Regions from separate parts of the Homo sapiens genome. Here region 1 is linked to region 2. The links are chromatin loops, found by intact Hi-C in ENCODE. Cell type or tissue: body of pancreas. All regions are shown on one strand. Each heading gives the region's core, and the rest is flanking DNA. Links, peaks and the distances in the headings are about the cores only.

Evidence for each region. Peaks named below come from ENCODE experiments on the same cell type or tissue, not always from the same donor. Only the 100,000 strongest peaks of a DNase experiment are listed, where the experiment ranks them.
Region 1: a loop joins it to region 2, with 4 times the contacts of the local background. A loop is called at or near these places in 74 of 110 quality-filtered maps.

The regions. Positions count from the first base shown.
Region 1 is chr18:5,871,136-5,888,064 of GRCh38, reverse strand. TMEM200C (transmembrane protein 200C) reads left to right here. Exons shown (of 2, transcript NM_001395400.1): 2 at 1-5,993. MIR3976HG (MIR3976 host gene) reads right to left here. Exons shown (of 10, transcript NR_172496.1): 5 at 11,681-11,812; 6 at 9,446-9,622; 7 at 7,297-7,494; 8 at 343-544. Among named protein-coding and RNA genes, the nearest start is that of TMEM200C, 16 kb to the left of the region's middle. In body of pancreas, for the core only: a CTCF peak has its summit at 8,494 (motif pointing left); no DNase peak of the experiment used is centred there.
Region 2 is chr18:6,475,183-6,492,111 of GRCh38, reverse strand. No RefSeq gene overlaps it. Among named protein-coding and RNA genes, the nearest start is that of LINC01387, 28 kb to the left of the region's middle. RefSeq lists an enhancer at 9,406-9,465. In body of pancreas, for the core only: a CTCF peak has its summit at 9,356 (motif pointing right); DNase peaks (open chromatin) are centred at 8,951 and 9,371; H3K27ac peaks cover 1,873 bases.

The DNA.
Region 1 (16,929 bases), core at 3,600-11,599, 600 kb after region 2:
CTCGGAGAATGCACTGTAAATGTTACATTTATCAAATGCTAAGTGACATTTAGCAAATAATAAAGCTAATACCTCTTAGCTTAACTAAGGAGGGGTGGACAGAATACTGTTTATATCTCACAAACTTAGTTCCATATCAGATAATATCTAACTTAACCATTGAACAATTTAACTAGATTTTTTTTCTGAAGATAGACAAAGATGAGCTCAATTTTCCAAATCTTGGGAGGAGCCTGTGATTTCTTTAGACTTCAGAGGAAGTGTATAAGTGTAGTAATTCACAATCGTAACTTTCATAGGAGCAGAAATCTGCAATAATGCTAATTTTCACTCAGTACTTACTGTGGGTTCAGTACTATTGTAGGAGCTTGGTACACATGATCTCAGTGAATCCTCACAGCAACTCTATTGAAGTAGGATCATTCTTACCGCTGTTTTGCAGAGAAAGACACTGAGGTCAGAAAGATGGAATTGTTGTCCAGGGTTACACAGCTGGTAAATGGTGGATCCAGGATTTACACAGAGTTTGGAAGATTAGGTAGACCTGTCGGCAGATGCTGAGTTGAAATGGGCATTTCTGGAGACCATCAAAATACTTTATATATTCTTTATTTCCTGCCAGATCCCTTTCCAGACCATTCTTAGAGAAATGCAGAAAATTGTCAGAATGCACAGTCAGATAAAAAGCTGGAGTTCGTAAATCTTCAGACGGGCATGAACAAGTTTTTTTGTAAGTGACTTTTCAGGGGTTTTTGTACACAATAAATAAGAGTATTTGAAAGGGCCTTATAGATGATAGAATCCCCCCACCTTTAATTTATAAATGAGGTTTCTAAGATTTAGAAAGATGGAACAATTTATTCTGAGACAAACAGCAGTGGCAGGACTCGAATGTTAAATTAAAATAATTGCAACAATTGGTGTGATGGTATTTTTTCCCTGAATTTCTGTCATGTACCAGCTGGGTGACCATGGACAAGTTACATAGTCTCTCTGTGTCTCAATTTCCTTTTCCACACTATAGGAATAATAATGTCCCTATCTTACAGGACTGGAGTAAAGATTAAATGAACTAATATTTGTGTAAAGTGCTTATAATGGGCTTGGAACATAGAGAGTATTATACAAAGGTTTGTTCCTTTTATTTAAAATAGAATCAACTGCTAAACAATTACTTCATATGACCTTCCTTTTTATTAATAGAATAATTTTAGGCTTAAAAATCTAAAGTATAAGGCAACATAGCATAGTGGCTCAAAGTGTGACTTAGGGGGTTATATAACATTATAACTGGGTCTTCACATCTAGTAAATGGAGATAATAAATGGAATTTGGCACATAGAATTAATTATTTAAATGAGGACTAAATAAACTAATATAATTAAAGGACTTAGAACAACTCCTGGCACATAAAAATATTCAGTAAATGTTAACTACTATTATTAAGGCAAAATACAGAAAAGCAATTAGTAGGCTAAATTTACTACTCAGTAGTTAGGGACAACCATAAACTTAATGTACTAAAAAGTCTTTAAAATTTAGGTATATCAGAAAGAAAAGTTAGACCTTAAAACATGAGGGCTTATGCTGCTGCAATGCCTCCTGGTAGAACATAGAACTATCAAGAGCTAGACATATGCTCCTTATGGTCCCAGGATCATAATATTATATAACAATGAATGAACGCCCAAACTGGCACACTTGGCTATATTTAGCCACAATTATTGCATTTCCATTTATTGAGGCTAGCCGTATCAGAAAGGCCAGTGAAGTCCTTGAGGTCTCAGCCCCCTATTAGGCTTCAAGTAAAGATCAGGTGCTCTATTGAGTTATTTAAATTGTCTAGACAAAAGTTTTTTCTATATTAATTTTTTTCTTCAGTAATTTTGAGTTCTTTAAGATGCAGTTTTGATTTTTTTTTGAGCTAGAGAACTTAAGAAAAACCCTCTGACACATAAAATTAGTACAGACTAAGTATATGGACTTGTATTTGGATTAGGATAGTATTTTTGCCACGATATAAAAATACATTTTATAAATAAGATCTTCTTGTATTAAGGGTTGCAGTTTAAGATGGATATTTTTCTTACTTATAACAAAGAATAGGTTGATGTTTACGGAGTTTGTTTTCCATAAACCCAGACTATTTTAAAATTTTTATTGCTATTTGGAAGGGAGGAATAAAACTCATTGGGTGAATATTTAGACTAAATTTTTGAATGACTAACTCTGAAAAACAATCTAAGACACCCCACCCTACCCCAGGGAAGTTATCTTTGGGGTTTTTTCTTCAAAAAGGAATGAGATTCTTCTTTAAATTGATAAGAAAATTCAATGTTTTATCTATTAAGCCACCACCAGTTAAGGAGTCCAACTTTAGTCAAACTACCTGCAACTCTGCCAAGACCTGAGAAGCTCCTTACTTTCTGTATGCCATCCGTTCATCTATGACATCAGAAAAGCACTGTGCTAGTGCTGAGCCCACATGGGTGTGAACTACAGTAGGAGTTACAAATGCCAGCCATCCTAAGGACTTAGCCTTCATCCCAGAGCCAGAAGCATTTCAGGATTTCCACCACCTGGAAAGATATTGTTATTCCACTTGAAATGGGCTCTTAGCTGTTGCCCCTTTAATAATGCCAGCTATGACATGGACATGGGCTGATTCGTTAGTAAGATAACATACTGTCATTGCTGGTGAAAAGACCGAAAAAGATTATGCAGATTCTCCTGGAGTGTTACAAAGTATGGGCCTGTCTCAATAACCTGTGCTTTCTGATCCTACATTGTGACCAAGTCCCACGAAGGCTGACTGTCAATAACAAGGGAGGAAAATAGGCAGGCCCAGGGGTGGAAGAAAAAGAGCATCCTGCCGAAAGAAAAAAAAAGATAGGCCAGAATCACTAGGGAAGCTTTTTGTTTCATAAAGGAGCATTTGGTTACTCTTGTTTACAGATCATTTTGTATGTAAAGTGTCTTAAAAATTGCAATAACTTTTATTCCTTAGCAAATATTCTTTTTGCAAATGCATGGCTAGACATTAATTCATATATTTTTTAATATTTAAGAAATTCAACACAACATTGTATTATTGATGCAAACCCACTTGATACTAGTAAATGCTAAACACCTAATAATATTTAATAATTGAAAATAAATTTATGGGCAAATTTATGAACAATTTATTTTAAGTTGAGAAACTCCAGTATCTTTAAACTATGTCTATATGTCTAAAGAAAAAAAAATCTAAAAGTTATTAATGACTGATATAACTAGGTCAGTCGAAGCAAACCGGATCAGAAAATGACTTTGTCTCAGTGGAGGACTTTTGCTATTGTTTTATGTGGCTAATTGCCTTTTCACTCCCTTTTGTATAGACACAACCTAAAAAACACCTGATTTCACCTGTATAGTAAGCAGCTGTGTTTCAAGCTTCTGCCCTTTTGGTAAACTACACAAATTGCTTTCAGATGAGTTTCAGATATATTATACTCTGCCTATCATGAGTCAGATAGGCACTGTGGTAGGTAGAAAGGACAAAAATATCCTTTTTGTGTCTGTGAAAGACACAATTTCTGACCACAGAATCTTGTAATAGTATTGTTTCTGAGACAGGCACATAAACCATAATTTTACTATAATGTGAATATTACAAGAGAGTTATGATACAAATCTTCCAGCTGAGTCTTGAGAAATGAAGAAAATGTCAGATAGGTACAAAAAGCTGGGAAAGGTGTGTTGGCCAGTGGGGCCAGCATGAGCAAATGCAGAACACAAAACACAATTTAAAAAGCCAGATGTTCATAAGGTAATTGATATTTAATTATTACCTAGTATCTCCATAGCATAGAGGTGTTTATTTTGGAAAAAAACAACAAAAACAAAACAAACTATATATCTCTGATCTATAGATATAGATAAATAGATGTCTCCTTTATAAGTAGCAGAAGGATATTCGAAATTAAAATTACGATGGTTTGGCATTAAAATGCTCAAAATATATATACCTACATTCTATATTTAATGATTCATTTTTAACTGACCTTCACTAGCAGGGCTTCTTAACTGAGAAGTATCAGTACATAGAACTAACAAACTAAATTCTTATTGGACCTAAGCTATCTTTATGAGCAAGAATGATTTTTGCTGAATTATACATTGCTTTAAAATTACCATTAAATTTGAAATTTCAGATTCTGGAAATCATTTCCCTAGACGTGTGTATAAGGAGATAAAACTGAGAGGAGAATCTGTCACTTGGCAACACTGTTTGCATCATGGATCAAGTGTGTTGATCCATGTACCGTAAAGACTGGAGACAGCATAAACTTGGGGGTTGTTCTATCAAGCCACAGGTCATTTTTCAGAATCTACACATGATAACTGAATATATTTCTACAGATTTCTACATCAATTTTGCAGCAGCATTTATATCAGGAAACATAAATAATTTATCTTTGTTAATAATAAACATCCGTTTTTTTGTTCCTCACGTATGCGTTCATAGCAAAAGGAAAGGTTAAGACCCAGACATACTGTCGCAAATGTGTATGAGTATTGTTTGTGGACTGGCACCAAAAACACTATGCCTTTTGATTTTTAAACAGCCAGTCATTTTGAGATAGTCACTGAAAACAGATTTGGCCAGAATAGCAAAGTATAGATGCAGCTTAATACTTTGTTTATGCACAAAGCTGCAAACAAAAAGATACAGGCAAAAAACCTGCTTTTCAAAACAAATATTCTATTAAAGTAAAAAAAAAATAATTTTATTAACAAAAGTATAATTTTGTTAGTTTGAATTCCTCACATAATTACTTGATTTCTTCAAAATCTTTTTAGTGCATAAACACAGTCAAGGCAAACATATAAAATGTGTTTTCTAATCCATGAAAGTGAGAATTCTGCAAAACCACTTTGCATTATAGATAAAATTTAATAGATATCATCAGTTATGGTTTATTGTCAGAGCCACTAATAATTCTTCCATAAGGTTATATCTATTGGTAAGAAGATTAAAAATTGGAAATGCTGGTAGATAAAGTGCTGTGGTTAATATGTCATGGTAAATGATATCAGGAAGCACATAGAATTCTTGATAAAGAGCAAGAAAATTCAAAAGACTAATTTGGTGACCTAAATACTAATCCTTCTGCTTATGTAACCATTGCAGGTTAATGTGTTTGGAGCACTAAATACGACTTGAGTGCTTGCTCATTTGATTGTACAATTTATTCTCTTTGTATTTCTAGTTTTATTTCAGCTTCATGCCTGAGAACATCTCTTGATTTATTAATCTTGCTTGGGATTACTACTTTAAAAAATTGAATGCATTTATAGTGATAGTAATAGTAATAATAATAATAGTCTTAAAAAAGACCGAAAAGTAATTTGAGCACTAATAATAAGTAATTGTTTGCGTCCCAATTTTTTATATCTTCTCAAATAGAGAGTAAATTGACTGATATCTTCTGGAAACATGTGCCACTGAAAAGCCAAAACACAATTGAAGTGCATGTTTGCAATCTCCTCGTTCCTCAAATCCCATGGATGTCCAAAACTAGAACCTTTCTTTGATTCATGTAGGATATTCTGACTAAGTCAGAGAGATGCTGGTGAATGCTTTCCAAGATTTCTTTTATTATAAAGTGAATGGAAAGGACATTTAATAATGCTATACCTGCCTGAAAAAAATGCCAGCTTTCATTAAGTCAGTGGCAATTAAATGCAACACTTGGCAAATAAATTGAACAAAGCATCTGGCTAGCCTGTAAGTATGAATCATCTTCAATGGAAGTACCAAATTATAGCAAAAAAAAATAAAGGGATATAAAAAGGAAAATAAAATTCAGACATGATTAGGGCCATGAGTAAAAATAATCCAAGTTGATATGTGGCAACTTGTAATGCAGCATAATTTTAGAAAATTATTTAGTGAATGTATAAATGTGACATGCCTGAAAAATGTTAATTAAACTGGTTTACGCAATGGTGGAGATGTATAATTATTTAGACATGCTCCCATAGTCCTTTGGAAGAAAATTGTAAATTCCAGCTCTACAAGGCTGTTTGGATTATAACCCCTGGTGCTGAGGGTTGAATGCAAAGCCTTTTTATCCACTGAAAATGATGAGATCCCGGAAGTGTCACAGGCTTGCCTCACTCTTCTCTGATTTCATTCACTCAGATTAGAAAGGGCAACTTGAACAGCAAGGAGCATCTATATCTTTAATGCTTTCTCTTTTACCAACATCTTTCAGCACATTTAAGTCATGGAGGAAAGACAGCAAAAAGATGCTAGTTTGGGTCTCATAAGGAGTAATCCATCCATTGTATCTTTTAATTTATAGGCAGTCCTTATAATCTTAAAGACAGAAGAAGGGGGAAGATTGTCTATTAAAATCCGGAACATTCTTCCATCATGTCTAAAACTAATATGCCTGCCTGAGATTGATTTCTGAGTCTTGGCCTGAATTACAGATTTGGGAATCAGGCTATTGCAATAAAAATTAGAATTGATGATAGAAATATTAGTGGAAGGATACCTGGGACTTTGAATTGCAAATGTTATGGGCTGAAGGAGATCCTGGAGGTGTGATTAGTGTTCATGTATGTGCACACACACATGTGCATCAATGAACGAACTATTGAAACTTAAAGCAAGTCAATTTTGTAACTTACTGATTTTGAAGTCTGTGAACAAAAATAAATACTTTTGAGAATAAATCATCACATGCCATAGCAAGAAAACCTTTGCTTCAAGCAGATAATAGGACTGACAAGCTATGTATGCCATAGTTCTAATGACATAGGCTGTGACCTTAAGAAAAATTGAAAAATTCCAAAACAAAATTTATATGTCATAGAATTTGGTCATGGCCCAGGCTTAGGAAGAAACTTGATCATATTTATACTAGCAAAGCGATACATAAGACTTGATGAATTCCATGGAGAGTTTTTATATTATATTTTGGTTTTCATGTGAAATTGTTTGGATTCTCATTATGCCCACCATAATCAGAATTATCAGCCTAAGTGAAGACTGAAGTATTTTGGAGCTCTGGTCCTTGCTACATGGGTTTAATTAGACAAGAAAATGCCCTGAAAGTGAGGTGAACCAAACAAATGTCAACTTTACAGGCATTGAAATTGATTTCAAAATGTTTGCATCATTAAATTAAAATAATAACAATTCATTAGCCAATTACATTGCTCAATTTGAATATACAGGATTTTTCCTCCTAGATTCAAATTAAAAAATTCAGAGATGGTCAAAATAATTTTGAAAGAACTTACGTTTGTTCTGATGCCAGGTGGGGGTCTTCTGAGGGAGGATTTGCTATGAAGAGTGTTCCAAGAACACTCCAAGTGTAAAGCCATAAACATTCATTTGTGGAGATGTCATACACTTTAAGATAACTCGATTTTCTCTAGTTTGGTCTTCATAAAACTAGACTGTGACTTTCTCCTTGCACTCCAAAGCAGAATATAATCCTTGTTTACAAAATAAGCAAAACATACCTTTATAGCAATACACATTTTATCTTATCACACTATATTATGCCTAGGGAATTTCAATTAAATGGTACCATTAGTTTTCCCTTCAATTTTGGTTTTCTTTAGACCACAAAGTGTTCAAGGCTGGGTCTAATTGGCATAAATGTGGTGTGAATTTTACCACTAAAGAGCAAATCTGTTATTATTATTATTATTTTTGAGACGGATTCTTGCTCTGTCACCCAGGCTGGAATGCAGTGGCGTAATCTCGGCTCACTGCAACCTCTGCCTCCCGGGTTCAAGCAATTCTCCTGCCTCAGCCTCCCAAATATCTGGGATTACAGAGGCCTGCCACCACCCCCAGCTAAATTTTGTATTTTTAGTAGAGACAGGGTTTCAACATGTTGGCCGGGCTGGCCTTGAACTCCTGACCTCAGGTGATCCACCCGCCTTGACCTCCCAAAGTGCTGGGATTACAGACATGAGCCACCACACCTGGCCCAAATCTGCTGATTTAGGTTAAAAAACAACGTATCCTACTCTATCCTTATTGAAAACCTATACTGATCATTGCCCAATTTTCCCTTGAGTGTGTGCTAGAATGCTAGGGCTCTACTGAGAAATTTCAAAAACCATTTTATTTTTTTATTCATATAAATTTAAAGAGTACAAGTGCAATTTTGATACATGGATATCTTGAATAATGATGAAGTCTGAGCTTTTACTGTGTCCATCACCTGAATAATGTACCTGGTACCCATTAAGTAATTTCTCATCACCCATTCCCTCTCACCCTCCCACTCTTTCAAGTATCCAATTCAAAACTATTTTAAGTTAAGGAGTTAGTATTTAAAATATATCAATAGCCCATTTCAGACAGCTTTGTGTCAAATCACTTTCCCATGCTTTTATCCCTAGATGACTCAGTTGTCTTCACATTTTTTGTCCAGTGTAAAATTTTAGATTTCCCTGCATCTTGCTCCCCCTACTGCCAAGTAGGTGTATGTGCTCCTTAAAGTAAAAACAAATGCCACATTCCAAAGTACTTTTTGAAATGCTTTTTCTATAAAATGCATGCCCTTCCCTGTTGTCCCTGACCTCCCACCAAAATGTGAAGTGATCTGGATAATAACATTTTCTTTTTATCACCATTGCTCCCATTAATAGCATATGCTTACTCTGTATTCTTTCTGAATTCTTTTATGTAGCTAGGCTCCCATCCTGGAAATGTGAACAAATGTCGGTCGCAAGACTCACTGCCAGTTTTCTTTAACCAGAAGTACTAATGCCGGCCACACTTCTCACCACTGTTCCTTCTATTCATCAATTTCTTTAGCAAACATTTATCATAGACCTTCTAATTTTCAGACTCTGTCTTTAAGAATGAAGATATCAAAAATATGTACTTTTTGACCTTGAAATGTCATATTCTAGTAGAGGACACTGATATGTAAACAAATAATTTCAATGTGTGACATGTGGAGGAGAATTTTATGAAAATAGCATAGTCAAGAGTGTACATTTTCAGCACTGAGCTAGCTCTAAAAACTTTCTCACCTGCAAAATAGGACAAGTACCTACCTCAGCAGGTTTTTGTGAGTATTAAATGGCACAAGGCATATAAGGCCGTGTGTCTGGCATATGGTGGGTGCTCAGTAAATGCCGGCTACTATTATTACTAGTTAATAATGACATGATAATAACCAGCAATTATTTGGTTTCCAGGAGTAGGAACTATTCTCTCAATCACTCACCACTTGGAAGTTTCTTCCCCTGGTGTGATACAGAATTTTGAATCATTCAGGGTTCACTCAGAAAGCAGAGGCACTGTGAGCTCTCTATGGCACAAGGGATTTAGTTCAAGAATGGGACGTTGTCTGGTCGTAGGAGGATCTGGGGAAAGTGATGTTCCAGGAAGGAATTTGGAGTTTCGGGGGAAGTCACCAACCTGAGAAGTTAAGCACGTCCAAGCACCGAAATAAGGCTGCAAACTGAAGACACGGGGAAGCCATCGGAAGCTGTGCTTCTGTATCGCTACCATCTCTGTGGATCTGCCACCTGGAGTGAGGTGGGGGGCCTAGGGCTGCTCTTATTCCAGGTGGTCATCCTTCAGAAGAAGAGCTGGCTGCGGAGAGGGGGAGAGTAAGGACAGGCTGGAGCCCACTGGTGCCACTGCATCTGCTGTAACCTCATCGAACGCAATGACCCCCAAGGGCAACAACTGCTGTGTTACTTCCACCTTCTTCAAATTGGTCTTCTGGCTGACTCTAACTCAGAATCCTACAGAGCGGTATATTCTGAGAAAATAGGTCTAACCTAACCAAGTCCACATGGTTAAAAAACACCAGAGTCCATCTGTTGTCAGTTTGGCATCCATATGCACCTCTTTAACTATATTTAATTTCTAAATAAGGACATAAGCAACATCATGCTTCTACCTAATGTGATGTAGCTGTCTCTCACACACCTGAAAACACAGCAAAACTCTCTACAAAAAAGAGTACAAACTCAGTCTTCTTTAGTGATGCTCATTCTTGTAGCTAGTTCACCCCCAACCCTTTGCCACCCTGTAGTTTAAGTATTGAGGTATATAATCAAGTGAACTACTATTAACGTATCATAAGTTAGACAAAAGAAGAGTCAGAGCAAGGAAGAAAGAAATAAGTTTTCATATTTTCTATTCTCTTCACTTTGAGCAAGAACATTGGCTGGTTGTGATTCCCTTTCTGGCAGGTGACCTAAGCCTTCCTTCTTGAAAGGTCTGTGCCCAGAGCTGTTCTGCCTATATGGGGTTGCTGTAGTTTTTCCTTATAGGACATAGTAATTCTAACAGGCACTATCAGGTTCTCCTGCATTCGGGACAGCCTCCTTACCCACACTGTGGAGTAGCAAACCAATTTCCACTTGATAGTCAGAATAGTCACATCAGCTAGTACAGGCACTCCTTTCTTTGCCAAGATGACAATCTCAACTTCCAGTTTAATGGAACCAACACTTTGTGCTTCATGGAAGCATCCCTGTCTTTGGAACTAAGATCTTTAGACTAGCATAGCCCAGAATTGCAGCTACGGGAAGCAAAAATTTCACATACGAGTGAAATTCACTTACTAGTCATTAGAGGTAACAGTGGGAGGAATCACTTCCATTTCTACCCCTTCATCATTAGACACGTGAATCATAACTATGGGAAAGGCATCAAGGCATACTGTTTGCTGACTTGGAGAATATACCATATTCTAGAGAATGTTACCCCAGCCTGCAAAGTGTTGCCACACAGCTGGTGTTACAACTAAGCCTTCAAAAGGCCATTCCATCATTCCTTCAGGCTAGTTGTTTAGATGACTGAAACTGGTGAATTTCATGAACATGAGCCCATTGACAAACCACATTTACTGTAAAATTAGTTCTATTGGCAGAATCAGAACTATGTGGAATATCATGATGATGAAAAAGACATTCTGGAATCCACAGATGGTGGTTTTGGCAGAAGCATTTCAGTAGGGAAGGCAAATCTATATCCAGGGTAGGTGTCTATGCCAGTGAGAATAACACACTCTCCCTCCCATGATGAGAGTGGTCCAATGTGATCAACCTGCCACTCATACTGGGGGCTTATTATTGTCTCTGCTGCCATGGCAACTTTGTTCATGAGCCCAATGGGAAAAAATACAGTATGCATATACCCATGTTCATAACAGCATTATTCATAATAGCTAAAAGGTAGAAACAACCCAGGTGTCCATAGATAGATGCATGGATAAACATAATGTGGGATATACCCACAGTGGAATATTATTCAGCCTTAAAAAAGGAAGGAAACTCTGACACATGCTGCAACATCAATGAACCTTGAAGACATTCTGCTAAGTGAAATAAGCCAGTCACAGAAGGACAAACACTGTATTATTCCAGTTATACGATGTCACTAGAGAAGGCAAATTTATGCAGACACAGAGTAAATTAGAAATTACCAGGAGTTGGGGGAAGGAAGGAATGGGAAGTTGTTTAATGAGTACAAAGTTTCAGTTGGAAAAGGTTTAAAAGTTCTGCAGACAGACGGTGGTGATAGTTGCATAGCAATGTGAATGTAATTAATGCCACAGAACTGTACACATAAAAGTGGCTAATAAGGTAAATTTTATGTAATGTACTTTTTACTAAAAATCTAGAGATTAGGTCTTACTCTGTCACGCCCAGGCTGGAGTGCAGTGGCACGGTCATAGCTTGCTGTAGCCTCGAACTCCTAGGCTCAAGTGATCTTCTTGCTTCAGTCGCCCAAGTCGCTGAGACCACAGGTGCAAGCCACTGTATCCGGCTGTTTTACCAAAATGTAAAAAATAATTTAAAAATACAGTAAACAAAGGGCTGTCAGTTATTCACTCCTCAGTATGAATTAAGCCAGATACATTCGTGTAAATACCTGTGCTTTAGGAACGAGGGTTAAGACTAAATAGGAGAAAACAAAGGTTGTAAGTCTGGCACCTGTGGTGCTACTCTAGGAGAGCACATTAAGAGGGGGATAAAGTGGAAGGTGATGCTTAATTTATCAAAGTCTTTCAGAGTAAAATGGCAGAGGAGTGTAGTAAATGCCACTTGAGACAGCTGCCTGACTTGCAGTTCCTTCATCCTTCTGTTCACACCTGGCCGTAGCTAATTGACCTAGGTATTGACACCAGACCTGAGCTTGGCCAGTCACATTTTCTTTCCCATATGTTTAACATGTGGAGGAAGGAGAACCAGAGAACAAGAGCCCTTGAGGTTGGGTCTCATTGTGTTAACCACAGTGCTCCAAATAGTAGGTCCCCAAAATCTTGTCACTGAGGTTCCTGAAGCTGCCCTGGCTCCTGCAAGGGTAAGCCTGATTTTGCTGTCATTGCTGTTGTTGTTAGACATAACAGATTATTCCAGTTCTCCTTCCTCTCAATTTGTTTTCTTTTGTTTTTGCTTATTAGCTAGAGTTGGCTATTGTGCTTACAATGAAAATACCTGAAACTTACAAGGAAGCACAGGAGATTCCTTATTGCCAGAGTTTAATGGGTATCTCTCTCCTCCTCACATTGCCCTTGGTATTCAATGTCAGGTGTGCAAGTGAGTGGCAGTACACTCAGCACCCAATTAACAAGAATATTTTATTTATTAATTTTTATTGGGGTAAAATACACATATATACTTTACTATTTTAACCATTTTAAGTGTGCAGTTCGCTGGTAATAAATACAATTATATTCCTTTGTTCTAGGAATTTTTGACAAATTGACACCACTTGCTCTCATAACAAAGACTAAACATTTATTGAGTATCTTCACACACACAAGAATACTCCCAAGTCACAATCAATGGTCACTCAAATAATAATTGATAAAACTCTTCTAGAACAAACCACTTTGAACTGTCCCTTCAATTTTACTATAAGAAGAGTCGACACTGCTAGCCCTTTTTTTGTTCCTGTGGCTCAATATAAGTTTAGTGCTTCTAATTGTAGGAATAGAAACTCTATGTAAATTGAATTATCATAATTAGCTTACAGATCACTGTAGTACTTATACACTTTTCTTCCCTTTGAGGGTTTTTTAAGAGAAAGTCACACAATAAGGAAAAAAACCAATAAAATTTAAATAGTATGTTTGTTGTTCATTTGCGTTAAAGACAAATGTTTGCTAAATGGAATTTTTTAGAATGTCTTTTTACTGGATAGAGTTGGCCTCCTCAGCAGCTTCATCTGAGGAAAAATTTAATCACAGCAGCATACCTTTTTCTGAAACTCTCTAAGACAACATTTACCCCAACCTAGGCCTAATTTAAAATGCAGGTACAACACACACACACACACACACACACCCCTATTCTGTCTGCTGTGGTGAGTAAAGGTGGTTAGAGCTGGAGCCAGAGAATTGTGAACAAATAATGTTTCCTTGTGTTCCATTGCCCTAGGTGATGGTTCTCAAAATACTTGAAACAGCAGCACCAGCATCACCTGGGAGTTTGTTCAAAATGCAGCTTCTCAGGCCTACCCCTAGGACTGTTGAATCAGAAATTCTGGAGGTGGGACCCAGCAATCTGTGTTCTAACAAGTTTAACAAATGCTCCAGGTGATTCTGATACATGCTCAAGATTAGGAACCATGACACTAGACTACCATGAATGCTGATCAGTCATTTTTCAAAAATGTTATCTTTTGGTTCCAAAAACTCTGACAAGGGAATATGCATGGATGAGGAGATAGGTCACTCTGAGTGGACAAAAACATCAACAACAAAAATGAATGTGTAACACCTTCTTGGGGGCATGGGAGGGCAGGGAAACAGGAGGGAGAAGCTGTCATCAGAATCACCTTAAATCCAATGCTCCTTTTGATTCCATCACAATGACTGATGGGGAAAACTCAGACTTACCTCAACTGCCAGGGTGCTAAAGGGATTTCAGAATCATGTAGTTCATCTCTGCCTTCTTGGTTCAAGGTTAAGATAGCCTCATCACAGCCCCTGTGGGTGACTTTCTTCCCACTGATCCCGTCCCCTTGAGTGCAAATATAAAGTAGAGCATACCCAGTGCATTAGTCTGCTAGGGATGCATAACAAAATACCGCAGGGTAAGTGGCTTAAACAACAGAAATTTATTATTTTTTTTCATAGTTCTGGAGGCTAGAAACCCAAGACAAAGCATCTGGCAGGTTTGTTTTCTCCTGGGCTTCTCTCCGCAGCTTGCAGGTGGCCATCTTCTCCCTGTGTCTTCATATGGTCTCACAGAGGCATGGTCTCTGTCTCTATGTCCAAATTTCCCCTTCATATAAGGACACTGGTCAGATTGGATTAGGACCCATCCTAATTACCCCACTTCAACTTAATCAGCCCTTTAAAGGCTCTATCTCCAAATGTGATCACATTCTAAAGTCCTGGGGGTTAGGACTTCAGCATGTGAATTTTGGGGAGATGCAATTCTGCCCATAACACCCAGAAAGAAATAAGTTCTGCTGGGGCAGCCTTCCATGAAGCCTCCTGCTTAGCTACCTTCTCATTGAAGACACCAAAACCTTCCCTGTCCCTGTCACTTATTTATAACAATACCTGAAAGAGTTCTTTAACTCAGGGCTTTATAAAGACAATAAAAAGATTGAAAATGATTGATCAAATTTCATGGTATGAGAATGAAATAGACTTTCCAGTTTTCATAAGTATAGTTATACTTACATGTACACACATAAAAGTGTCATGCAGTACAATTCCAGTATAAATATAACTTAATAAAAATTGGGGAAATTCTAAACTGTCAATCTAAAATGAGTGACAGAGACCAACTCTTCAAAGCAAAGAATTCATTCAGGAAGAGCAAGGGATTGCAATGAAAGATATGTGTGCTATGGCAGACCATAGGCACATCAAAGTGGAATGGGGAAAGTGAAAGCTCTTAAGAAAAAAAGGAGTCCGCAGAAGCTGTTTTGAAACAAACCATTGGTTACAGGGCCTTGTTGCAGGAGCTGGCATTAGCTCATGGGTGGAGGCAGCTGTTGTGAGGAAAGTTTCTTTGTGCAACCGGCTTATCTGGAATGCTGCAGCTTTGAGGAATTCCTTGCACAACTGCCATCATAGGCAGGCGTGCAGGAGGTCCCTCTTTCATGGCCTCCTGGCTTCATGTATTAAGATTTGACATTGGTGACTCCACTTTGATACTGATAATTTTCCCAAAACTATTTGTGGCTAAGTAAATTGTTTCTCTCTGAATTCTTTTTTCATCATCCAGGTGTAGTGTCCAGAGCTCTCATCACCTTTTCTGTGCCTTTCTGCACCCTGCAGGAGGGTCTCCACTACCAATGGCAAAAAGGACTTTGCCTTTGGTCTTATAATTGCTTCAAGCATGTAATGCAAATCCCCACATTCATTCACTGCTAAAAATTTTGCTTCTTCCAGGGAACTCTGCTTCTTCCAGTAGACAGCATGCAAAATGCCTGCTGTCAGTTGCTTATTACCCAGGAAGTGGGCCTCTCTGTCTGGGTGTAAATCAACTGCTTTCTCTATCTTTGTTGTGCTGTAGGGGTGGGAGGGTGATATAGTCCACAGCTTTTGGTTGGTGGAGTGACTATCTTCATCTTGGTAACCCATTGAAAACAGAGCCTGAGACATGGATTTGCGTGGAGATTGTTCATTACCTTCTTCTACAACTGCCTTCCTCTACAACTGCCTTCCTGGCCAAGAGTTGAGAGCTGATAGTGTGAATGTCCTAACCTGCTGGTTTGGATCAAATAACCTCAACTAGCTAAAGGCTAGACTCCTTACCTGCTCGAAAAGCACATAGTGCAAAACTGAAGCCCACACTTCGCTGAAAGATCAGGGCCTCTGAATTGGCCTGGAGATCTTTAAATGTTAACTTAATTTTAATCAACATATTTTCATTGGCATAGGTCCTTGAGTTCTCCAAGTATTATAATGGTATGTGAGTTTTGAGGAGCCACTTTTAACCCCTTTGACCTCACACACATATATTACAGCTGGGGTGAATGGCATGTGGGTGCAGCACAGAACCCCTGAGAAGGTAAAGAGCACCTGTTTAGCAATTTCAGTTCTCCTGCATGCTGTGTCCCATGGGAGTTAAGAACCTAAACCAATATGTACTGAAAATAAAGTTTTAAATCATATGCACCAGAACTTCTGAAAACCAAAGCAAATACTGCCTAAATAGACTAATACTGAAAAAAAAAAAAAAAAACAGATGTGAGCACATAGTGTATGGACAGAATGGAAAACCTAGATTTGGAGATAATTCCAGGTACAAGGAAGCAGAGAGATGAACCCACAGGAAGAGTTGAAAAAGCCTGCAGTTTTCAAAGGGAAGTTCTTATTTTCTGTAACTATTTCTATAGCTGCTGCTTTTCTGCTGTTGTGATTATTTATAGACAGTCAAAAGAGTCTCTCTTTTTCATGTGTACGTTCCAATTAAAATCTGGCAGCAATTCATCAGACCTGTGAAGGCAATGCTGTAACTGTGTCAGCATCACAGATAACTTGTGCAACCTGGTGCCAGCTCCTCAAATTCAGTTTCTTTCTCAGTAAAAAATAAATATTTGGAGCCCTTTATTGATAAGGTAAGCAGTGAAAGGGCTTGGCCATGGGACAAAATATTTTGACAAAGTCTTCATGGTGGTTTTCATCGTCGGTCTCTCCATGTGTGTCCAGTTCCAGAAACAAAAGTTCTACCCCAATGTTGTGCTCCCGCTTTGAGCAAAAATATTATTTCTGTGGAATATAAATTTTCTTTCAGCTTCTCACAGTTCAATGATTCCTGGCAACATCAAAGAACTGAGACAACAAAATGAGATGCTTTCTGAACACAAAGAAGCCGGGTCCTTCAGTTTCTTTCAAGAAATAATGGTGTCAGCAACACCTCTCAGCTGAGATTATCATCATCACAAATGGCCCTAACCAACTGGAGAAATGCCGA
Region 2 (16,929 bases), core at 5,369-13,368:
GCTCATGCCTATAATCTCAGTGCTCTGGGAGGCCTAGGTTAGAGGATCCCTTGATGTCAGGAGATTCAGGCTACAGTGAGCCATGATCTCACCACTATACTCCAGCCTGGGTGACACAGCAAGACCCTGTCTCCAAAGAAGAAGAAAAAGAAGAAATTGTTTTGATTGTTTTTTTTTTTGTTGTTGTTATTGGTACATAGAGGTCATTTTTCTTTAAATCTTTAAGGACTTTGGCCTTTTTAAAAGAAGTATGCAAAATAATAGTACCTTTAAGAAAACAAAAAGATAGTAAGCAAAATCTGGGTAGCAATATGTGCTGTCTTTGATTCATAAAGAGGATGGCCCTGGACCATCAATAAGATAAATACCATCAATTGCTTTGCCGGGAACAGCGAGGACTGTGCTCTGATGAGCCCCATTCCCCTAACTCCTGTTGTGACCAGTAGCACTAGTTTTTCAGGTGGTCAGCTGAAATTTGGGGCTTTTAGCCACTGCCATATGGGTTGATGTTTTTTTAGGGGATAATTCTTTTTTTTTTTTTTTTTTTTGATGGAGTCTCCCGCTGTCGCCCAGGCTGGAGTGCAGTGGCGTGATCTTGGCTCACTGCAATCTCCACCTCCCGGATTCAAGTGATTCTCCTGCCTCAGCCTCTTGAGCAGCTGGGATTACAGGTGTCTGCCACCATACCTGGCTAATTTTTGCATTTTTAGTAGAGATGGGATTTCACCATGTTGGTCAGGCTGGTCTCGATCTCCTGACCTCGTGATCCACCCACCTCAGCCTCCCAAAGTGCTGGGACAGGGGTTAGTCACCACATCTGGCCTTAAAGCGATAATTCTAATAAAATTAAAGTAATCATTTTGATACCAAAATAGATTATTTGTTTTCAACTAGAAAAATATTTTAAAAATATAGATTATATCCCAACTTATAACCCGAACAGTGACCCACTAACTTATAACTGTATGACTTAAAAAAAAAAAAAGAAAGAAGGAGGAGGAACAGGAAGGGGAAGAGGAAGAGAAAAAGGAGACTGAATGTTGAACACAAATTCACTCTTGTGAAAAGCAGTGTATATGTGTAAAAGATATTGAAGCCATAGAGTTGTAGCAGAGACCCTTAGTTGCCCATAATGCATCTATTGTCTCTTCCTCTCTCTTGTCAGTGGGTCCCAATTTACAGTTTTCATCTAACTATGAGACTATTTGTGCAATCTTCCTTTGCAACAAGAAGATATAAGTAGATGTTTCTTGATGTCCAGGAAGGTCTGCTCCCTGGACATAGTGGAACCAGGATTTCTGATGTTGCTTTGTCCAAATCCCTGATGTCACGGAGCTGCCAATCCAGCTTTGGGGCTGCTTATTTGCGGACTTCTTTTGCATGAGAAAGAAATAAAATTTCCTCTTATTTAAATTGCTATTTGAGAGATTTCTCTTATTTGCAGCAAAACCAAATCCTAACAGTTAAAGCTGCTTAGCACTGTAACTATCATAAAATACTTTCACATTTATTATTTCTCTATAGATTAAAAGTAAACCTATGATATATGTAGAAGAGATATTATTATCTCCACTTTATAGATGAAGAAATGGAGGCTTGGGAAACATAAGTATCGTGTCCAAGGTCAGAAGGCTTATTAGGACAGAAGCAAGTCGAGAATTCATGCCTCTGTCCATAATCTCACTTTCTGCTATTTCGTCAATTCTCTCTGGTCTGCTGGAATTGGCTTACTAGCATCTTCATTGTACAAGTAGTGATTAATATCTATTGACCATTTACTATGTACTAGACATTACTGTAGGTTATTTAGCTGTGTTAATTCAATTAAGATTCACAGTTTCATGAAGTGAATACTATTAATTAGCTCCATTTTATAAGTGGGGGAACTGAAACTAGGTGGGGGAACTGAAAGAGGTGAAATATCTTGAGTTTGACTCGATGATCAATGGCAAGGCTTTGACCTGAAATCAGGCCGACTGATTTCAGAACTGGAGAGCTTCACCTGAGTCCTCTAAGCAGATGACAGAAAATGCAGCATGGCTGATGAACAGTGGAATTTCTCCAGGAGAAAAACTAAACACATACAGTATTATAATCCAAAGTATTGAGAGTATGTATTTGAGAGAACTTCCTTACAGTCAGTGCCAAGAACAAGTACAATTCAGGTATTTTGTAATATTATGTTAATCATTCAGCTGCTTGGTATAAGAGAGAAAAGTAGGGCTCTAAGTTCAATTATCTCTTCTTCCTCCCCCAATTATATGATGTTTTCATCTTTTTGAGTTAATGAAGTTTTTTAGGTCAAGTAGGTGGTAACCTAGGCTATTTGGAGAATAGGGAGATATTTGTAATTCTGAGTTATCCATCCAGAGTTGATCAAATTTTAAAAGTTTAACATTAAATTTAATATATATGTGTATGTATTATATCTAGACAATGCCTGGCATGTAGTAGGTACCCTATAAAAATGGTAGCGATTCTCTAAATTGATCTCTGGATGTTGTACTGTGCACCATCCATCTGTTTGATTAATTGTGTGGTTGCTTAGGCTTCATTCCTCCTTCTTCTGAAAATGCCACCACACCAAACCTGGGTCCACCCAGCCCAGGCGGCAAAGACAAGCACTGATTATAGCAGGATGGCAGTGAGACAAAGCGAGGGGAACTATTATTACCTTTTGGTTATTAGGTTGCTCATATACTTCTCAGGGCTAGCTAGGTGCCTGGAACTTTCCTTGAAGGAACTCAGGATTCTCCTTTATTTCCATGCTTGTGGATGGGGGTGCAGAGGAGGCCCCAGGGGTTCCTGCTCTGTCTCAGTAACAGCAGTTCAATTTTCTATTGAAATCCATTCCTCCTCTTAGTCAATGTGATTCTTCTTCTAGAATTGAACAGGGAGGACTTTTTCAGAGATGAATATATGACCAACAGTTAGTCACCAAGAATTACAGTGAGTGGTTGAAGGATGGGCAGTTAGACCACAGATATTTAGGCCTGTGTAAATACACAGTGACAGAAGCTACAAGGGATTTGGAGGATGGAACTCATTCTCTTGATAAAAGCAAAGTGAGGGTATTTCAATGGGACTGAACATCACGCAGAAATAATGCTGCCATTAAGCATTCAACTTCTAGCAATTTGTATTGGCCTCTCAGTCATTTAAGATTTTCTATAACATGAGTTGTCATAAAGTTTACACATATGATGGACTCATTTTTCCCTTATTTACATTGGGAAAGGTCTTTCTCACTGGAGATAAAGAAACTTTCTCCTGTGTCAACAAAAAGTGTCAAACTCTGTAAAATATTTGAAGAGATTTATTCTGAGCCAAATGTAAGTGACCAATGGACTGTGGCACAGCCTCAGGAGGTCCTGAGAACATGTGCTCAAGGTGGCTAGGCTGCAGCTTGGTTTTATTTATTTTAGGGAGGCATAAGGAACCAACCAATACATGTAAGAAGTACATTGGTTCAGTCTAGAAAAGGGGGAGAACTTGAAGCAGGGGCTTCCAGGTCATAGATAGATTCAAAGGTTTTCTGATTGGCAATTGGTTGAAAGAGTTAAGTTATTGTCTAAAGACCTAGCATCAATAGAAGGGAATATCTGGGTTAAGATAAAGGGTTGTGGAGACCAGGGTTCCCATTATGCAGAGGAAGCCTCCAGGTAGCAGGCTTCAGAGAGAATAGATTGTAAATGTGTCTTATCAGAGATGAGTCTCTCCTGGATCAGGAAAAAGACCTGGAAAGGAACTGAGATTCTCTACAGAATGCAGATTTTCCCCACAAGAGACAGCTTTGCAGGGCCATTTCAAAATATGTCAAAGAAATACACTTTGATTTTTTTCAGGGCCTGCTATCTGTTATGTGATGCCATCCTAGAGTCAGGCTGGAATTTGGTGTCCTATTGCTGCAAAGAGTCTGCTTTGTTAGTCATAAGACCTGTTTTAATGTTAATGCTGGTCAGCTGGGCCTGAATTCCAAAAGGGAGGGGGAGTATCATGAGGCATATCTGACACCCGCTTCCCATCATGGCCTGAACTAGTTTTTCAGGTTAACTTGGGAATGCCCTTGGCCAAGAGGAGAGGTCCATTCAGATGGCTGGGGGTCTTAGAATTTTATTTTTGGTTTACACATACTGTCTCTAGAATACCATCCAGGGAAAAAACCTACATTGACAATGTTGTCATCATGTGTTGGCTATTGGCTTCGGGCTTACTTTCTGCAATAGGCTAGAATTGATCATCAGCAGGACTGAATCCTAATTCTGTTATGAGAATGACATAAAGCTAAATCTACATTCAGAAAGCCTTGCTAAAAAGGTTGTTTGCTTGCTTTCACAGGATGAGATCCAGGCCTCTCAGAACACTCTGGGGGGAATTTTATGCCAGGACTATCTGAAAATTTGCAATTTCAGCAGGCTTTGTAATGTTTACCATTCAAATAACTAGACCCCAGCCTGGTATGACGCATGGTATAGCTGTTGAACAAATGTGGGGGAGGGAGGGAGGAATGAAGGGAACAAGCAAATACCCGACCTGGTTGACATTTCCAACACATACATAATCGTGGTCACATCCTAGAGAGATGTGGGCGAGGGGAAAAAGTTGAGAACCACTGCCTTAAACTTCATTGTCTGTAATCTCTCTATGCACCCTACTGAAACACAATGATTTGTGTGCTAAATTTCTCTGCTTTAGTACGATGTTTCCTTCGTTCTATGGTAGGATTTGTTGCAAGGTGAATTGCATCTGTTGCTAAGGAGATACTCAGGAGTCCTCAAGGTCCAGGCTTCAATAGATGATAGCAAGTGAGTTCTCCTGAAAGCTGAGGGCTAAAGCAAGGCAGGAATGCAAATTCTCCTTGGGGAAAGAGTGGGGCGGGACTACGTTTAGCATAGAGATTGCCTAATAGTTGTGACCAGCTTCACCTGGGAGAATGGGAGTCTAGAAAAAGCAGAGTACTAAGAAAGCAGCAATGCATATTAAAGCTAGGTTTTCAGATTAACTCAGGAGTAGTTATTTAAAAAAGAAAAGGAGAGAGAGGGGCACTGATCTTTTAATCAAGAAAGCAACCTCCCTCCCCAAGTAGCAGATAGACAAGGAAGGTTCCAAGGGTTTGCATACAGTGTGAAATCACAGAGCCTAGAGCCATACATAAGCCTATGGGTTGTTGCCAAGGCCTGAGAGATGTTGCTAAGGATTTCTCTTTTTGAAGCCACAGAGGAGGAAAAGGAGGAATCATAATACTGAAAGATTAGTGAGATGGCTACCAGATTCTGACTTAGACCAGAGATTCTTAAGTGGAAATGTATGCGTCCCCAGGAGGGAGAATCAAAAAGTTTCAGATCCTGTAGCTCATAGAGTGACTTAAAAATCCTTCAATAATTTCCTATTGCTTTAAAAATAAAATCCAAACTCTTTATCACGACCTCCAGGGCTGAGCATGAGCTGGCTCTAAACCTCTTCCCAGCCTCATCTCTCACCTACAGCCTGAATGAAATGAGGCTCACTGTCTGTCTTCTGCCTGACAATTCTGACAAAACCCCACCCCTCCCTCCTTCAAAACTCGTGACTCTTTCTGTGCCATTTCACTCTCACCCTTGGGTCTGGGCTTGTCACTTCTCCCAGGGGATTTCTCTAAACCCTCCTCAAGGTGGCCTCCCTAATTACCTACTTTCTTATCACCCAGCAGTTGTTACACCTGTAATTATTTGGTTTATTCATTGTTCTATCTTTCCCCATTAGAATATTTATTCATTCCAATAGTTATTCATTCAAACTATTTGTATCGAGCCTACCATGTGCCTAGAACAGTGTTTACTTAGGATTTATCAGTGAACAAAACAAAGTTTCTCATACTCAGGGACCTTACCTGAGAGACAGGAGAAATGTATAATAAATAAGTAACACACCTAATATGTCCGATGATGACATTTGCTATGGAAAATGTGAAGCAGGGAAGGTCAGTACAGAGGGCTGGGGGTGGGGGGAGTTGCAATTTGATCAGATTTTGTAACATTTACCACTCTAACAACCAGAGCCCAGCCTGGTGTGAGGCATGGTGTAGCTGTTGCACAAATGTCGGGGAGGGAAGGAGGAAGGAAAAGCAAATTCCCAACCTGGGGACATTTCCACCACATACGTGATCATAGTCACATACTAGAGGAATGTGGGTGAGGGGAAAAAGTTGAGAGCCACTGCCTTAAATTTCATTGTTTGTAGGCTGGGCACAGTGGCTCATGCCTGTAATCCCAGCACTTTGGGAGGCCAAGGAGGGCAGATCACTGGAGGTGAGACCATCCTGGCCAACATGGTGAAACCCTGTCTCTACTAAAAATACAAAAATTAGCTAGGCGTAGTGGCGGGCACCTGCCATCCCAGCTACTTGGGAGGCTGAGGCAGGAGAATCACTTGAACCCGGGAGGCGGAGTTTGCAGTGAGTCGAGATTGTGCCATTGCACTCCAGCCGGGGCGACAAAAGCAAAACTCCGTCTCAATAAACAAACAAACAAACAAACAAACAAAAAAACAAACAAACTTCATTGTTTGTAAACTCACTTCTATGCACCCCACTGAAATACAATGATTTGTGTGCTAAAGTTTCTCTGCTTTTTATGAGGTTTCCTTCGTTATATGCTAGGATTGCTTCCAAGACTCACCAGACAATATGATAGTAAATATTCACATCAAATCTAGGCTGCATTTTGATTTAAGGCATATTAAAATAGAGGAAAATGTTGATCTTCTAATCAAGAAACAATTTTAATTACAGGTAATCAATGGAGAAACCATGATTTTCATTTGGATTTCAGCCAAAGCACTTGCCTTGTAATTCAGCCCCTCAGAAACTCTTGCTGCCTTGCAGGCAGTAAACAGTCCATAGAGGAAAAAGTGCTCATGGAGGGAGAGGCAGGCTTGGATGCTCTATGTGGAAACTCCAGAGGGCTAACAGCAGAGGTTGAAGAGTTCCAAGGCGCTGCTAAGACCGCCTAAGATGCTACATAGGAACCCCACTACTGCAACAAATTTTTCTTGTAGCGGGGAGTTTTAGATATTAATCTCTGAAGAGAAACTTGTACAAGGAGAAATGTCCATTATCGAGAAATTCCAGTGTATTTTGCATTTAAAATGTCCTGTTCCTATTTAAAACTAGTGGATCATCTCCAGAAATGTGTGTGATAAATAAGCCAACAATAACTCTCCCTCCCTGCCAAATGCCACATTAACAATGAAACCATTGATTTGCTCCTAGAACAAGTATGCTTTGTTCACCTGGACGAGAAACAAACTGACTACAGAATGTATTTTCACATGACAATGTTGAAAAATCCAGTGATTATTGCTCAGGGTCAAAACTTGTTATAACAAGCTCTGAGAGAATGCTGTCAGGGTTTGTGTGTCCTACAATTTGGTTGTATTGAATATTGCTTTTAATATGCCATTGCTATTGGCCTGGGAATCGTTCGGTGTAATGGAATTCAGCTTGTAGTTCCTTTAGACTTCTTAATTATTCATGCAAAATAGAGAAGGCTATTAATTATTCAATTAATCCCCCTCTGTGGGAAAATGCTATTTGGATTCTTATTATGCATTTTAGCTACCTAGTTAGACGTAATTAGCCAAATAAATGATAACTTTCGGTTTCCCAGGAACCTTTTATGCATAGTCTTAGTCTCAAGAATAGATTTCTAAATATACTATTATTTACAACAAAATTGCTAAAGTCAGAGTCTAGTAGTGCACTGATAATAAAAAGTGAGTGTGAGGGGAGATACTCTTTTATAGACTATAAAGGCTGAAAAGTCACCCACCTTTATTTATTCCCAGGCTTAGCCAAGCTTCCACATTTTTCCACCTACCCAATCAATCAATAATGCTACAATAATTTAGGAGGTCGTTATAAATCATCTGTAACATGTCCAAACTTTTTATTCCTGAGTAAATACTTGAACTGGGCTCCTGTTGCATGCCATTTCACAATGCTCAAGTTCTGCCTCTCTGAGGACGCTGACAGCTTCTCGCAGGTGCAATCTCACACCTGTGCACGCCTCTTCTTTCTTGCCTTTGGGTGTGATGGCGGCTGCCATGCAGGAGGCACCTTGGAGCACATTCTGGTATTTGCACCTGCATGATCATAACGTGGGGTCCAGCCTCCAATTCCCTGGAGAAGACAGTTCTGAGACATATTTCAAATGGCTCTTCAGAAGATCCAGGCTGGACAGAGCATTGACTGCCTGCCACGGTACCCCATTGGACAACACCTTCTTAATGCAACTTTCCCTCCTTCCCTGTTCTATGCCTCTGTCCCACAATCCTGTCCCTTCAAATAAACAGTCCATTTGTAAGCCTTCATCTCAGGCTCTGCTTCGTGGAGCAACCCAACTGCACACCACTATTTGGCTTATGTCTTTCTGACCAAACAAATATATCATTTTCCCTTCAAAGTCAAAACAGATACAATCAGAATAGAAAACCACTAAGCTAACAAACAGCCTCAGCAAAGTGCTAAGAGTGACTTCAAGAATCAAAAAAGAGGCTGGGCGCGGTGGTTCACGCCTGTAATCCCAGCACTGCGGGAGGCGGACGTGGGCAGATCACGTGGTCAGGAGATCGAGACCATCCTGGCCAACATGATGAAACCCTGTCTCCTCCAAAAATACAAAAATTAGCTGGGCATGGTGGCGGGCGCCTGTAATCCCAGCTACTCGGGAGGCTGAGGCAGGAGAATTGCTTGAACCCGGGAGTCGGAGGTTGCAGTGAGCTGAGATCACTCCACTGCACTCCAACCTGGTGTCAGAGCGAGACCCCGTCTCAAAAAAAAAAAAAAAAAAAAGAAGAAGAAGAAGAAGAAGAAAAAAATCAGAAAAGACGGACCATAGGGGAAGTCCTGGTCCTTTCTTCACCTGGTGAATATGATTGTGCATTTGCCAATCCCAGGCTGTCTGCCAGGGCAGGTACGTGGGGAATGTGAGCTGCTGCAGCCCTGCCACGCTCTCCCAGGCATCTCCACACAGCCAGTAAGTCTAGGACGGGTTGGAGTCTCACCTACAGGGCATGTGATTCTGTATATTGTTACCTTTATTGGATCATACACTCACAACAAAATAATAATTCTCTTCTTACAGTACTTAGAGCAATCATAATGTTTCCTCTGTGTGAGGTCCTGCCTGGCTGAGTCACCTACGCCAGACGGTGGCGAGTAACCCTTCAGACGTCATGTTTCTCCCAGCTTTCTTCACCAGCAAGAGTTATTTTGGCCAACCAGCCATCATTGGTCCCTGCCAGGAGGTCTGTAAGGCGGTCCTTGGGTGGGGCTGGGCCGACCCCGCAGGACCTCCCTGCAGGCCCTTCCCTCGTGAGCCAGCAGATGGTGCTGAGGCAGCACGGGACCCAGGACTGGGGCGGCCACGCACTTCCCAGGGAGCGAGGGTGAAATGCGATTCCTCCTTAGACGCTAAGCAGGGAGTGAATTGTGTAATCCTTAGTATTTCACACTTAAAATCTCCAGGGAATTTGTCTTGAACTAATTTCCAGCATTATTCATCCCAAAAGTTCAAAACCATTTCAAGGTTCTTGGATAACCTATGAAGCCAGAGGCCTTGTCTTGTTTACCCTTGTATGCCTGAGACCTAGCATGAGGCCTGGCACTTAGTAGGAGCTCTAGAAATGCTTCTGAAATGAACAAAGCATCTGCATAGATTCAGAAGGGCAAAAGTGGCTTGTTCAAAGCCACAGCCACAACCTTTAACCTGCCCTGGGCTTAAACCCAGTACTTCCGAAGTCCTGTCTGCTACTGTACCCTATCTGCCTGCAGTTTTCAGAAGAGCTGAATTATTGTCTTTATTATAGTTTATGAACATTTTTAAAGTTTTTCCTACATATGAATTTAACATATAAACCAGTGAGAAATTTGGATTCCATGTACAGAGAAATTCACTTTACAGGGATGTCTGTTTATTAATACATATGTGCCATATTTAATTGAAAGGGACAACTTCACATTAAGGTTCAAAAACTTCAATGTCTTTCTATTTAAAACTTCAGTATGGTATCATTATGCACAGGAGGAGAATTGCCTGATGGTAAAACTTCACTTCTCCAACAGCAGTGAAGATACAATAAGCCAATTCAATTTTTGTAGACCTCAGTGTATTTTTAGAAAATGTTAACCATTTTGAATCGGTAGCTTTCTTAAATGTGGCATGTATTTCTCATCAAGAAAAACGTGGAATAGAATTAAACTGATTCGTTATGGCTGAGCATCCTTTCTGTGTAGTGACAACCTTTGGGGCTACAGAGGCCATGTTTGACACCCTGTTTGCTCTACCCTATTGTCTCAATCCTGTTTTGATAAATAAACAACTCTGGGCTGCCTTATTGTTTCTGTTGCTTGTTTCTGCTTGCGTAGGTTTCTTTTTCTTCTCTTCAGCATCATGCTGTCTGCTCTTCTCCCCACTGTCTCTTTTTCATGTCCCTATGTCCAGTGCCCTTCACTGACAGTCAACCAAAGCCACACACAGCAAACCACTCCTAATCCACTGTGGTTTGTTTATAAGATGCAAATATTGGTAAAACTAGAAGAAGAGTAACATCTAAAACTGAGTGTCTTGCATTAAAACACAGTGCGAGAAATGTTGATAAGATTGTTAGCATGCCATACGTGATCTTTGAGACTTGGACTCGGATTACCTATTTTTGGAGCTCACAGGCTTTTTATTATATTTCCCTTTTTTTAATAGGAGGGTAGGATGGGGAGGGGGAAGGGTTAGGGGTCAAGAAGGGAGAAGGAGGCTAACTGTGTTTTATGTAGTGAGAATGCTGATGAACAACTTCCAGCTCTGTGAAGTTTTCATTTTTCTTGTTTATTGTGATTAATGTGCTTTACTTGTCCATTTAGCTGGTTTTTAAAAGTTTCATGTAAATATTTTTATTTTCATTTTATTATTTTTTAAAATAAATTTTATTGTGTATATTGGAGGTTTACAATTGGATATGGGATACATATAAATAGTAAATTGGTTACTAGAGAGAAACAAATTAACATAACTATCATCTCACATAGTTACAATATTTGTGTGCCAAGAGCAGCTAAAATCTACTTATTTAACAAAACTCTCTAATACAACGTACTTTTATTACCTATAGTCCTCATGTTACACATTAGATCTCTACCCTTGTCCATCCCACGTATCTGCTATTTTGTATCCTTTGACCTACATCTCCCAATTTCCTCCCACTGGTTACCACTGTTTTGTTCTCTATCTCTGCATATATGACCTTTCTGTTTTCTTAGATTCCACATATAAGTGAGATCATGCAATATTTTTCTTTCTCTGTCTGGCTTATTTCACTTCACATAATATCCTCCAGGTTCAACCATGTTGTGGCAAATGGCAGGATCTCCTTCTTTCTAAGGCTGAATTATTCTGTTGTGCGTGTGTTGGAATATTACAGTTTCTTTATCCATTCATCCGTTGACAGTTAGGTTGTTTTCATACCTTGACTGTTGTGAATAATGCTGTAGTGAACATAAGAGTGCAGGTATCTCTACTAGCGGGTGATTTAATCTCCTTTTAGTATAGGATTACTAGGTCATATGGTATGGTAGTTCTATTTTTAATTTCTTTAGAAACCTCCATACTGTTTTCCATAGTGGCTGCAGCAATCTACATTCCCACTAACAATGCATAAGTGTTCCCTTTTCTCCAACCCTCCCAACACTCTCTCCATTTGTTACCTCTTGTTTTTTTGATAATAGCCATCCTAAAGGGTGTGGGGTGGTATCTCATAGTGGTTTCAATTTGCGTTTTTTTTCTTGTTTTATTTATTTATTTATTTTGTTTGTTTGTTTTTCTGAGACAGGGTCTCACTCTGTTGCCCAGGGTGGAGTGCAGTGGTGCGATCATAGCTCACTGCAAACTCCCAGGCTCAAGCAATCCTGTTCTATCCTGCTATATTGCCCAGGCTGATCTCGAACTTCTGGGCTCAAGTGATCCTCCTGTCTCAGCCTCCTCAGTGACATGCGCCACTGTCAGGGCACTATTTCTGAATCAGGTTATTTGTTTTCTACTATTGAGTTTGATTTCTGATCGATTTTGGATATGAACCCCTTATCAGATGCATGGTGTCCAAATATATTCTATCATTCCATAGATTGTCTCTTCACCCTGTTGATTGTTTCCTTTGCTGTACAGAAGTTTTTTAAATTTTGATGACATCGCATTTATTCGTTTTTGCTTTTGTAGCCTGAGCTTTTGGTGTATTGTCAAAACAACAACAACAACAAACAAAACCTTTGCCAATGTCAATATCAAGGAGATTTTCCCCTATGTTCTCTTCTGGGAAATTTGTGGTTTCTTGTCCTATATTTAGGGTTTTTTTTTTTAACTTTGAGTTGATTTTTTTATGTAGTATAAGATAAGAGTCCAATTTCATTCTTTTGCATGTAAAAATCCAGTTTTTCCAGCACCACTCATTTATTTTTTAATTTTTAATTTTTTTAACTTTTATTTTAGGTTCAGGAATACATGTGCATGTTTGTTACATAGGTAAATTGCATGTCACAGGGGTTTGTTGTAAAATTATTTTGCCTATACAGGTAGTAAGCATAGTACCTGATAGGTAATTTTTTGATCCTCACCCTCCTACCTCTTTCCACCCTAAAGTAGCCCTTGGTGTGTGTTGTTCCATTCTTTGTGTCCATGTGTACTCAATGTTTAGCTCCAACTTATAAGTGAGAACATGCAGTATTCACTTTTCTGTTCCTGTGTTAGTTCACTAAGGATAACGGCCTCCAGCTCCATTCACGTTGCTGCAAAAAACAGAATTTCATCTTTTTTATGGCTGTGTAGTAGCCCATGGTATATATGTACCACATTTTTTTTATCCAGTCTACTATTGATGGGCTTTTACGCTGATTCCATGTCTTTGCTATTGTGAATAGCCTAGTATCTTCATTTATTGAAGAGACTATCCTTTTCCCATTGAGTCCTCATTTACCTGACTTTTAACTTTAGTAAGCTCTTGCCTAAATATTTTGGAAGTTCAGCACACCAGTGGTAAAGACAGTTTAAACAACAGTAGTGGACTGTGTGTTTTAAGGACTTAAGGAAAATAAAATCTCACAATTTTTAAATAAAAGAAGCCATGCCATAAATACTTGCCACGGTCCTGGAGAAAAGCCAGTATTTCAGGGGTAGCTATCACTGGAAACTGTAATTTTAGAAAAGGGGCTGAGAATCAAGGGTGCTGGTAGAGGACAGGATGTTCTAAATGTGCCCATACTTTCAGGAATGATGAGCAAATATATGGCCAGACTCCAGACGCCGTTTTTTTCTGAGAAGGACTTCTATTTGTTTGAAGACCTATTTGGCTGTTCAGTAATTACTAGCCTTTTTATCTTAATTTTGGAAGCACACTAGTCTTTCTTTTTATGGGACATGTCACATCCCTGGCTTAATTGCAAAAATTTCCATTTTAAAAAGCCCTATTGTTAACAATATTATTCAGCCAAACATGTTGAACTGAATATTGTCTATACTGCTCTCAATTTTGAAAACTCCAGGGTATATAAAAATCTTTAAGAAAACATAATTTCAATGTGATGCACTTAGCTTCTCTGGTTTTAAATTCTCTGGTCCTCCTCCAGCATCTTCTTTGGCTCTTTGTGGGGTTGGCATCTTAGAGCTTCTTCCTCCCCCAGCCCCAGAAGCAGAGGCTCTCTAAGGCCCGGCCTCTGGCTCTCTGCCGTTTCCACCCACAGGCTCTTTGGAAGCACCCTTTCATGCTCTCGACTCCACCAAGGGTGCGTGCACGAAACTCCCAAGTGGACATTGAGTGCCAGCCATTGTCTCTCAACATCCCTTCAAGGTCAGTTCTCCCAGCCTCCCAGCCACTCAGCCTCAACATCTGGAATAACTGTTGACTCTGTTAACTTTTTCCATAGACTTGGCATGTCAGTTTAAAAACTCACATTAATTTTCTGTTCAAAACGTCTCTAAATCTCATCCCTTTTTGTCCTCCTCTGCTACACCCACGACCATCTCCGCCCAACCCTATAAGTTTCTGGATAATTGTGCCTGACTTCTAAATGGTTTCTCTGACTTTAGTTTTCTCCTCCTTTAATCCCACTTGCATACAACCTGTAGACTAATTTTAAAAATATACTACTTTAATTATATTGCTTCCCTACTTAAAAATCCCCATTGGTTCCCTTTTCACTTCCAGCCATGAATATAAATTCCTCGGCCTGCCCTGCCAGGCTGTTGTTATTAGCCAGGTATAGGCTCCAGGATCAGCAGACACAGTTTCGTATCCAGCTCCAGCACTTACTATGTGTAAAATAGGGACAATCGTACTTGCCTCAGAGGATTTTGTGAAAATTAAATACCATTTGCAATGTCAAGAACAGAACCTGGAAGGTGATAAATGCAAAAGAAACACGAGCCATTTCCCACTCAACTTATTTCTTGATGAGATTGACAACAGTTGCTTTACTGACACTGGGGCAAACTAGGCACTTGTGAAATGTTCTTGGTGAGTGGAGATATGAGCTAGGAATATTGTTCTGAGGGAGTGTTGAGATGGCACAGTTTCAGAGATGATGAGTTCTGCATTAAGACAGTGGCCATGTTTAGCAGAGATGGCAGGGAATGGGGAGGTCACTGGTGAGGATGACTGTGATCTAGGATGACAAGGCTGCTATCCCTCTAATCCAGGGCTTAGTGTGCACATTACTAAAGGCAGGTAGACCAGATGTCATGAGCCTTTTGAACTAATGCAATGTGAGTTCTGCACCATTGCCAATCAAATATTCTAGCCCCAGATTCTTAAGTTGGATCTGTTAAACCTTTAGCTATAATGTCCAGTTTATAGGAAACACAGATGTGGCAACCACACAATGCACAGCTCAAATGTGCTGGTTGTGTAGAGTGAGGTTCACCAAGCTGGATCCGCACCTGCATGGCTGGCTGCTCCCCAGTCAATAACTGGTTATGCCTGTGCATCTGGTGCAGGCCCATTCCTGTCAAATGTGCAGTTCCTCTGGGTGGAGCTTTCTTAGAAGTGCACTGCAGTCTGTGATTGCCCTTCGCAATGCCTTCCTCCTCCTTCTCTCTTATGGGTTCTGACAGCTCACCACACCACCTTTCCCTGCTCTTTCTCATTTATGAGTCAAAGGCATTTACCTCCATAAATATTCTGTGCATCTAATCCCATCTTGGTGCCTACTTCTTAGAGGACTAGAACTAACACAAATGGTACCAGGAGCTGTCCAAGAAAACAGACCACAATGATTCTGCTGAGATGTTGGAAATATCAAATAAAAAAAAAATTGTTGAAAAGAAAATAGACCACATGATGGGATTTGAGAACTGGCTCATTTACCTCTCCGTAAGCAAAGAATGCCATTCTGAGTGTTATGTGAGACAGAGGAGGTTGTCTCTGGCCCGAAGAGGGGCCCAATTGCTAAGGATTTTACTGGTCGTACCTGGGAAAAGTTCCAGAAAGGAGAACACTTTTGCAGGTGAAATTCTTTAGGCATTTGAAAGGCATTGGGGGTCTATGAAGATGGCAGAGTTGACTGGCTACTGCTGAGTTGTATTGCTGTCCTGTGGAGGGACAGTGAGAGACCAAGAGCCATTAGCAAGCTAAGTGTGAGAGGCAGAGCTCTCTTTTGTAGCTTACAAAGATGCCCTTATCTCCTGCAGCACAAGAGTGGACACAGCTGTGCAACAGATGCAGGCCCCGATTTAGAGTCACAAAGCTCCAGAGATGCTTATATGCTCAGCCAGTCTGTTCTGCTGAGGGCAGAGCCAATAGTACACTGGACCTAGCTCTTTTTTAGCTCACAAGAGCCAATTAATCATTAGTGCCTCTTCAGAACTCCTCATTCAATGACATTATAATTGATAGCTTGAAGTCAGCTGTGGTGTGATATTTGCACCGTAGAAATCAGCAAATACTGTATGATTCAGAGGTTTTCTTCATCCCTCTTTTTGAAGAGCTGCTTGTTAAACACTTAGAAGCATACCACTGGCTGGGGCCTTGGCTGGGAAATCCTGAGATCCTGCAACATGGGATGGGGATGTGCAGACATAAAGTCCAGAAAATGTGGGTTCTGTAGACCTGCCTGCACTGTCAGAACCTGCTAAGATTGCCCACCCTCCCTAGGAAGAGGGTGGGAAGAACTGGGCTTCCTCATGCTTAAATGTGCTGCAGAGGCTTCTCTGCAAAGCCATGGAGGCTGCTTCCACCTCCTCCCCTGGCTGCCAAGCTGATAAGGGTAGGGGTTAAATCTCAGCATAACCTACCTGGGGATGCAACTGGCTCTAATAAGGCAAGAAAGCCAATGTGCATGGAAGGGGCTGCAAACATCACCTACATGCCCTGACAGGGGCCAGAGGCCACCCCTGGTATTGAATTTTGAGAGTGCTTGATCAAGGGACATAGATTATATAACTGGATAAGCAAAAATGTATTGGTTTGGGGGACACTTTCTAGGAATACAAGATTTAACACCCTGGCAAGAATCTCAGGGAGGGTTGCTAGATAACATTAAAATGTTTCATATGGTATTGGGGGACACATTTATGCTAAAAAGTATCTGTTGCTTATCTGAAATTTTAATTGAACTGGGCATCTTGTAATTTTATTTGCTAGATCTGGCAACACTAATCTTAAGAGATGGGCAAACTTGCCTCTAAGGGGGTTCTTTGAAGCCCAGAGAAAGTGATGACCAACACTAAGTGAAGGGGAAATGTCTGGGGTGTCCTGCCAGAAGGCGTAAGAAAACACAAAGGGGCCGACACAAGCGGGCATGCTGGAACACAACACGTAAAGCCAGAAGACCCCCCCAGAGGATGATGTTCCACAAGAGGGCCTCAAGGACACCCCATCCATTAAGGCCATGGGCCTTGGTGAGAGGGGCAACAG